3 separate regions of the Homo sapiens genome follow, and all the other regions are linked to region 1. Evidence: read pairs that join two places in POLR2A ChIA-PET (ENCODE). Cell type or tissue: MCF 10A. All regions are shown on one strand. Region 1 overlaps FAM83B (family with sequence similarity 83 member B). Region 2 overlaps FAM83B (family with sequence similarity 83 member B). Region 3 overlaps FAM83B (family with sequence similarity 83 member B).

Region 1 (2,500 bases):
GTTGCGCGCGGCTTGGGGCAAGTAAGTGGGGTTTGGGCTCCCTTGCCCCGGACCTCGGCGGACGGGACCCCAGCGGGTGCAGGGTTGAGGTGCTTGGGGTACTGGGGGGGCCCGGGGCTTCACCCGCCCCTGGCCGGCGCGGCGGACGGGAGGGATAGGGGACTCTCCCTTGGGAGCGCAGGCGGGATTGGAAATTCCACAGGGTGTAAAGCTCAGTTGCTTCAGTCTTTTCTACGTTTCTTTCATTGTCGTGGGGGTTCGAGTGAGTTGAGAAGTTTGAAAAGTTGTCTCGGGCGGAGTCGGTTTGGGTCCCCAGAGGACTGGCGCCGCCCCTCGTGGAGGCTGCATTTGTTTCCTCTTTTCCAGTGTAGGAGTGCGCCGAGGACCCCGGGAGGGGAAGCGGGAGGAGAGACCGCTGGGAAAAGTCTCGTGGGAGGAAGTCCAGGGTGGAAGCAGAGGGCATGGGGGTGGGGGGTTCCGGGAAAAGGTGGGAGAGCTTAGGTCGCTGAGGGGCGTGGGTGTTCTTTAGATCCTGAGTGGGGAGCAGAACTTGAAAAGACAGTTTTTTCACACAACCTCTTAATTGTACAGGATCCCGTTTCTGAGTGCAGACTGGTAGCGACCTGTGTTTTTCATACTTGGGTCGGCCTGAGTCTGGGTCTGTGTGCCCTAGCAGCTCTCCAGGAGAGCCTGTACCTACCAAAGTTTGAGAACCACTGCTCTAGATCCTGGTGAGTGATCTAGAAGAGGAGAGTAGGCCTAGAGCAGATTGCTCCTGGAACGGGACTTGGAGACTTTTGGCCTATTCTGTGTGATATGTGGGGAGACTTACCTGTGTAAGGTTAATGGACAGGCAGAGAATGCCTGTGTTCATTGCAGGAGTCATAGGTATGTAAAGAGACAACAGCGCTTTCTTTATAGGAGGAGGCTGGGAGGTTATGGAAACACAGGTTAGCATGTTGTCTATGCTCGGAGCGGTGAAGTTATAGGGTCTCTCTGACCTAGAAGTGGAAATGAGAGCTCAGGCGGCCAGAACACTTAAGAAGAAGGTGTGCGGGTGGCAAGCAATTGAGGCTAGAATTTAATGCTCAACAGCTTATGTCCAAATTCCCAGTTACAAACATCTTGCTAGGTTACTGGCAGGCACCTCCCTTCTTTCCCTTTCTCATCCTAACAAGTGCAAGAGCCCCGAGGAAATCCATGACTGAGGCTGAATCATTGCTGACAAGCAACAGGAAGGGAGAGAGTGATGAAAGAGACTTAGAAGAGAAAACTGGGGTTTTTTGTTTTTTATTGGAGTGGGGGTGGGGGTGGCGGTGGGAGGCTCAAAATGATTGGAGAATGAGAATAATGTGAAACAGAATGATGGAAGGTTGGGAGTGCAGGTCTTTGTTGCGTTTGTTTCTCTCTGTCTTCCTATAGTTCCCAGAAAAGTAGAAGTCCCCACACCTTCCAATTGCAAATTCCACCCCCTTGCCTTTGGGGCTCAGGCACACGTGGGGTATACACCTATTTAGGGTGCTGGCTACACCCTCTAGAGCCTGCCTAAGGGGCTGGGTGGATCCTGCCTTTAAAGCTGGCAGGCTTTAGACCGCAGATGCTGAGAATTTATTGTGGGAAGCATTACCAGTTGAACAGTTGCTGAAAGAGATTGTATAGATGGAGACAAACCACACCTCTGGTGCTGACTCAGTGATGTCTTTTACGTTTATGCCCTTGAGTTTATGACGCTAACTGGCTAAACTTTTTTGGGATGAAGTAATTAATTTTATTAATCTTTCTATTTTATTTCCTCTACCGTCCACCGTTCTTTATAGGTTAAGGTGGAGGTTCATTCACTGAGTATTTTCTTGACCATGACTCACCTTGCAGCAACTAACCTACTTGTTTCCCATTTAATTACATTATACAATACTGAGTTGCCAAAATGTAATGTTATTATACTTTTAAGTGTCCAGAATCTTGGGGTGAAACTGTTATCCCATCAAAGCGGGACTCTTCTAATACATAAATCTGGTTGGAGGAGACCTTTTGAAAAGAGGCCACTTAGCTTAATTTAATGAATTATTGGTAAAATTTCAAGTTGTCCTTGTTTATCTAGTTAGGTAAGTTTGCACGTCTGTCCCTTTATAAGTTGCAAAATGTGAATGTCCCATGGATGTTTCACAATTCACCTTTTTAAACACAATGTTTTGTTCATTTTGAAATGTGCTTTTGTTCCTTTAATTTCTGATCTGGAGATGGAATGTATTTTAGAATTTTGTTGTTGAATTTATCATCTGAACATCAGAATACATCCGCTCCCCCATGGAAACAGAGTTCTAAATGATGGTTATTCACAGCCCAGCTTTAAGGATGCCGTAGATAAAAAGTTGTACAAATAGCACTTAAACTCCATCAAGAATCAAAGCCAACAACATTTCTCTGAGAAAATGTGTTAGAGCCTTCAGTGGGAGCTTCCTTCCCACTGAGGTGTGCCAATGGGCATGGGCACTGTCTA
Region 2 (2,500 bases), 53 kb after region 1:
CTGATATATGAAACAAGTTAGTAATTTATCCTATGATAATATAGTTTAGTGATGATTACAAAACACAGTATCACATTTCAAAGCTAAGTTTTTGTCAAAATTAACATTTGTTATGCAAAATATCATGTACATGAAGTTTTTGTTGTACATTCATTTCTGTAGCACATATAACCTTAATGGTGGGGCTTTCCAATATTTGGTATTTTCATATAAATGCAAGGCACAACATGAAAGCAAGAACAAAGAACCAATCTATTTTTAGATCATTGTCTTTCAGTGGGTTGGAGTGATGAGAAAAGAGGGAGGCCCTATCCTACCCCATGCTGGCATATCAGGATCTCTGGGGGAACTTTTCAAACTGCTCATTTTCTTTGGCCCCAGTAGGAAGCACCAGGTGTAATGTGAGCTTTTGCCTGACAGGAGTGTACTATTCTTGAAGAATATTGAAGCAGAAAAAATGAGAGTACTGTTGGAGGAAGAAGTTAATAGCTGATCTGATTTCTGTTTCATAGTTCAAAAATATAAAAAATAAAATAACTCATTTTAAAATATTCAAAATGAAGCATTTATTTTAAAGTTATTTGTTGCCATAGATTCTGTCTTTGCTCGTAATCAAGTAAGTGTTGTTGACAGGGGTAAAATAAGGGAGAACAGATGTAGAAATAAGTATGTGTCAGTGACAATATACACATATATGTAACACATATGCACAGGAAATCCAGTGCTTGACCTAGGAGGGCTGAATTGACTCTATAGCTTGCAGCTAAATGATGGTATGCCTCAAATAAGTTCCTTTAACAAGAAAGTGAGAAATGCCAAAACTGATGAGTGTGATAGACCACCCCCTTCTACTTAGTAAGAAAGGCTGGGAAATGTGGGCATAGAACCACAAGCACTGTATCCACATGTGTATCCAATAAATAACAGCAGGCACGCGTGGGCTCAACATTCAAACAACTCTAATTGTGTATTCAGACATTAAAGAGTAATCATAGGTCAAAATTTAAAATTGCCTATTAGAACATGATTGCTCTTTGACACTATAAAAATGTTGTGTTACTGACAACAAAAGCTATTATCCATGTGTGGAAAGAACTGGGAATCTGTTTATTTATCTAGCCAAGCCAGGATTCTTGAACAGACTAAAACAAGAAAGCCTGAAGGTTACAGATGACAAATAACTCAGAACACAATTTATATTGATCCTTCTTTTCAGGCTGTTATCCTTGACAACTGTTGTACTCCTCTTAATACATCTACCATGTGTTCTTAGACTGTAAACTCCAGTGGGACAGGGGAATTTGGTAAACACCTGGATCAATATAGAATATCAGTAAGTAAAATTGTTTCAGGTTTACAAAGTTTCTCACGATTTAAAAAAACAACAACACTGTATCTTATTATCCTCTTGAGCAAATGTGATAAAAGCCTGTTACAAGATAGTTTTATTTCTGAAAGCCATTATGTTAAAGAATTTTCTGTCATGAGATAATATATAACACATCACATATTCCCTGAAAGAAGCTTTTAAAATGTGGAGATGCAGCATTGCTATGATATAAAAAGTTAATAACTTATAGAGGTTCTTATTAAAAATTTCATTGTTTCCCTTATTTGATTCTTTAATGTTGAAACATAACATTATAAAAGAAACAACATAAAGAAAATAAACAATATTTGCTGGTTGAAGTTATGCGGTCAAGGTACTAAGCTCTTTCTTGCAATGACCTGGAGGAAAATTTAGTATTTTACATTCAGATAATTTTTTAAACCAGATTTATAGAGAAGCAATTTAAGGTAATTAAGCACTTTAACTCTGACAGGTTGATGTTATTTAGTGACAGGTGTGTCATTTTTATGACAAACAGCTAATTTGAAGACTATATTTCCTTCCTGTAAGCCCTATTTTTCCTCCTTTTCAAGCCTTTACAGGTCAGCTGTCTTCCCATCCGTGGTCCCTCTTACTTAGGAATCATGACTTTATTTGTATTCATAATATGCAAATTTGCTGCTATTTGCCTGAAACACTTTCAACACAGTTATTTTCTATTTCATTTAACTCATAATGAAGGGATTGGTGTATTGGGTCAACCATTATTTCCTATATCTCAATGTTTTCTTTCTCACATTGACACCAAGCTGTATTTTTAAAGATAGCAGAGCAATTGTCCTCCATGATCTGACTCCAAAAAGTAAAGCTTTGTCCCGAGATGCCCTCAAGTTCCATTTCAGAGGTGTTTGCAAATTTATAAATTATGGATTTATTTTTACTCATTCTGGATTATATTTCTCAAGCTCCTGGCCTCAAGCAATCCTCCCTCCTCAGCCTCCCGAGTAGCTGGGATTTCAGCCATGGGCTACAGTGCCCAGCTCTCATTCTGGATCATATTTCTATTGTCTTGACTCTGCCAACTTCTACAGGTAGAGATTCCTTAGGTCCAATATCTACTATATCGAATTTCTTCTTTTCTGGGGTTATGTTATTAGGAATTGTGCAGGT
Region 3 (2,500 bases), 61 kb after region 1:
GGGCTTGATACTTTCAAAATAACAGGGCAGCTGTTGCTGTCTAATTTGTTGACCAAATGGAGATTTCTGCCTTCTTGGGATTTCATGGAAAAAAAAAAAAAAAAAAGTCTAGCAATTACTGTCAGAGTGGGTGCTGCGTAAAGGATAGCTATTCTACTGATAGAAGTTGTATTTAGTGATTTCGTTCACTCTCAAACTCCTTATTCCCTTATGTTTTTTCTTTCCTCTATTTTTTTATTAGAAACTAAGCAATTTCTTCCATGAGCTATTGTATTTTCACTGTTGAGATTCTAACTTTTAATAGATAGGGTTCTTTCATTTTTGAGAGTTATTCCTAAAGTATCATTCTACTACCAAAGAAAAGAGCTCCTTCAAACACTCTGAAATCTGTCATATAAATATTGTATGCATTTAGCATAGATGAACATTTTCTGATATCTGGTTTATTCTGATTAGTTAATTTCTAATTTCTAAATTAAAAATTTAAAAATTATATTTTATAATTTCTCATCCATAATGGGTTTAGGTGCTTTTATAATTGAAGTTCTCGGACTTAAGATTCTGTCCTAGACTTGCTTCAGCTATAGCTCATCATAGAGACAATGTACAATTCAATACCAGCCTCACCCAAATGGCAGTAACATGGAAATTGCCAGAAGTTTGAGGCAGGATTCCAGAACATGGGGTACAGGTGTACTTCAAGAATGGAACTTTGAATCACACTGTTCCTTGACCCTTCTTATTAATGGAGCATTAGCCATATATCTGTGATCAATTTGGATTCTATGTTCTGGAACCCCTCAGGTATACCCATTTGTCCTTGATTTTGGTAGGGGGCTGGAGTCATATAGTATAATAGTAGAGTACTGATCTAGAAGAAAACTAGTTCTAGTCATAACTTCATCACTTACTGTGTGATCTTAAATAAATATTAGTTTCTATGATATTTAACCTTTTATTGCTGATGTCTTTGGCGTGTGTCTGTATTAGTGGAAATAATACTACTTGTCTAACACAACTCATAGAGCTGTTTTGAGAAATTTGATTTTTACAATACCTTCCACAATGCAAGTGTTATTATTCCAAATTTACTAAGATTCATGTTTTTTACATTTATTACTTGTAGCATTTAGAATGTATTTCAGGTTATACTTCATTTGAATATATGGCGGGTGACCTTTAGGAGTCTTCTAGCTGTTTTATACAGGTGTTCATGCATAAAATATTACCTAGAACCAGAAGACCAGCAAGCAAAGTAATAACAGTCCATATATTCCAATCCAACTCCCTCTTGGAATGCTGTAGATTCCAGATGAAAACTATTAGTTTGGTGCAAAAGTAATTGCGGTTCTTGCCATTACTTTCAGTGGTGAAACCGCAATTACTTCTGCACCAACCTAATACCATGAGAGATTTCTGAGGCATTGCTTCATTTAGAAAATTATTACAATTTTCAGGAATTCAAAAGAAAAAAGATGAAATATTCATTAAATATATTTATTTGCATGTTTAGTATTTGAAAATAACTGTACCTGATGCTTTGGAGAAATAACAGTGAATAATAAGTTTTATTGAGTTATATTAGTTAATTGGATGGGATACAGCAATGACTTAGGTCCACACCTACCCTCAAGTAACTTATTGCCCCCAAGAAAGTAATAAGTAAGCAACAAGGCTGAATAAAATAAACACTCCACTAAAAGTATACCTAAACTGTAGAGGAGCATAAATTAGGATGCAGTTAATTTAGGCTCGGAGAATTGGCAAAGGCTTTATGAAGAGGACTGCAGAAGCCTGTGCCTTTAAAGATGAGTTGAATTTTCTTAGAGAAAAGAAAAGACGGGGATTTTGGATGGAAGGAACGACATGAGCATGATATTGGGAAAGTACATGGCCATCAGAGCAGCACACATGGAAGATTCAGTAAGATGTGAAACTAAGAAGAAAAGTTAACTTTTGGTAGACACTGAATATCATTGTAAAGAATTTATATATGATTCCATAAATTATTTTTAAATAGTTTATCTGAAAGAAAGATAGATTGGAAATTGGAAGCCAGGAGCTTTCTTCTGAGACCCAGACCATGAAAACCAGCTCACAATGAGTTTCCACCTAGCTGTTTCATAGATGGCTGGAACTCAGCGACCCAAAGCCAGATGGATTCTATCCAACAATCAATATACAGATGTCTGTAATTGACAACACCAATCACTTAGCCAACAAGAAACCTGGAAATACATTCTCCTCATGTACCCAACCATCCAATTGACTGTCAGGTTTTATATTTGCCACCTAGTTTCTAAATATCTCTGAAATCCGAATTCATTGTTCTACATCCTTTAGCGTGCTATTTTCTGTTCCCGCCTCTACCGGATCTATTTTCCATGCTTCTCTGCCCTTTCGTTTTCCGAGGCTAATGCCATGGACTGCATTGGCTGGGCTTCCTTGCTGCCTGCCTTTCTGGTGGTCACCAGGTTGCCTAGTAGGAAGTGCCAGCAGG

Evidence for each region. Peaks named below come from ENCODE experiments on the same cell type or tissue, not always from the same donor. Only the 100,000 strongest peaks of a DNase experiment are listed, where the experiment ranks them.
Region 2: POLR2A ChIA-PET joins it to region 1 with 8 read pairs; 2 of 35 experiments call an interaction of 5 or more read pairs at or near these places.
Region 3: POLR2A ChIA-PET joins it to region 1 with 5 read pairs; 2 of 35 experiments call an interaction of 5 or more read pairs at or near these places.

What each region holds. Positions count from the first base shown.
Region 1 is chr6:54,846,806-54,849,305 of GRCh38, forward strand. FAM83B (family with sequence similarity 83 member B) reads left to right here. Exons shown (of 5, transcript NM_001010872.3): 1 at 1-21. Among named protein-coding and RNA genes, the nearest start is that of FAM83B, 1.3 kb to the left of the region's middle. In MCF 10A, no CTCF peak of the experiment used is centred here; DNase peaks (open chromatin) are centred at 1,186 and 1,576.
Region 2 is chr6:54,899,982-54,902,481 of GRCh38, forward strand. The region is part of intron 2 of FAM83B (family with sequence similarity 83 member B); the gene reads left to right. Among named protein-coding and RNA genes, the nearest start is that of FAM83B, 54 kb to the left of the region's middle. In MCF 10A, no CTCF peak of the experiment used is centred here; no DNase peak of the experiment used is centred here.
Region 3 is chr6:54,908,044-54,910,543 of GRCh38, forward strand. All of the region lies in intron 2 of FAM83B (family with sequence similarity 83 member B), which reads left to right. Among named protein-coding and RNA genes, the nearest start is that of FAM83B, 63 kb to the left of the region's middle. In MCF 10A, no CTCF peak of the experiment used is centred here; no DNase peak of the experiment used is centred here.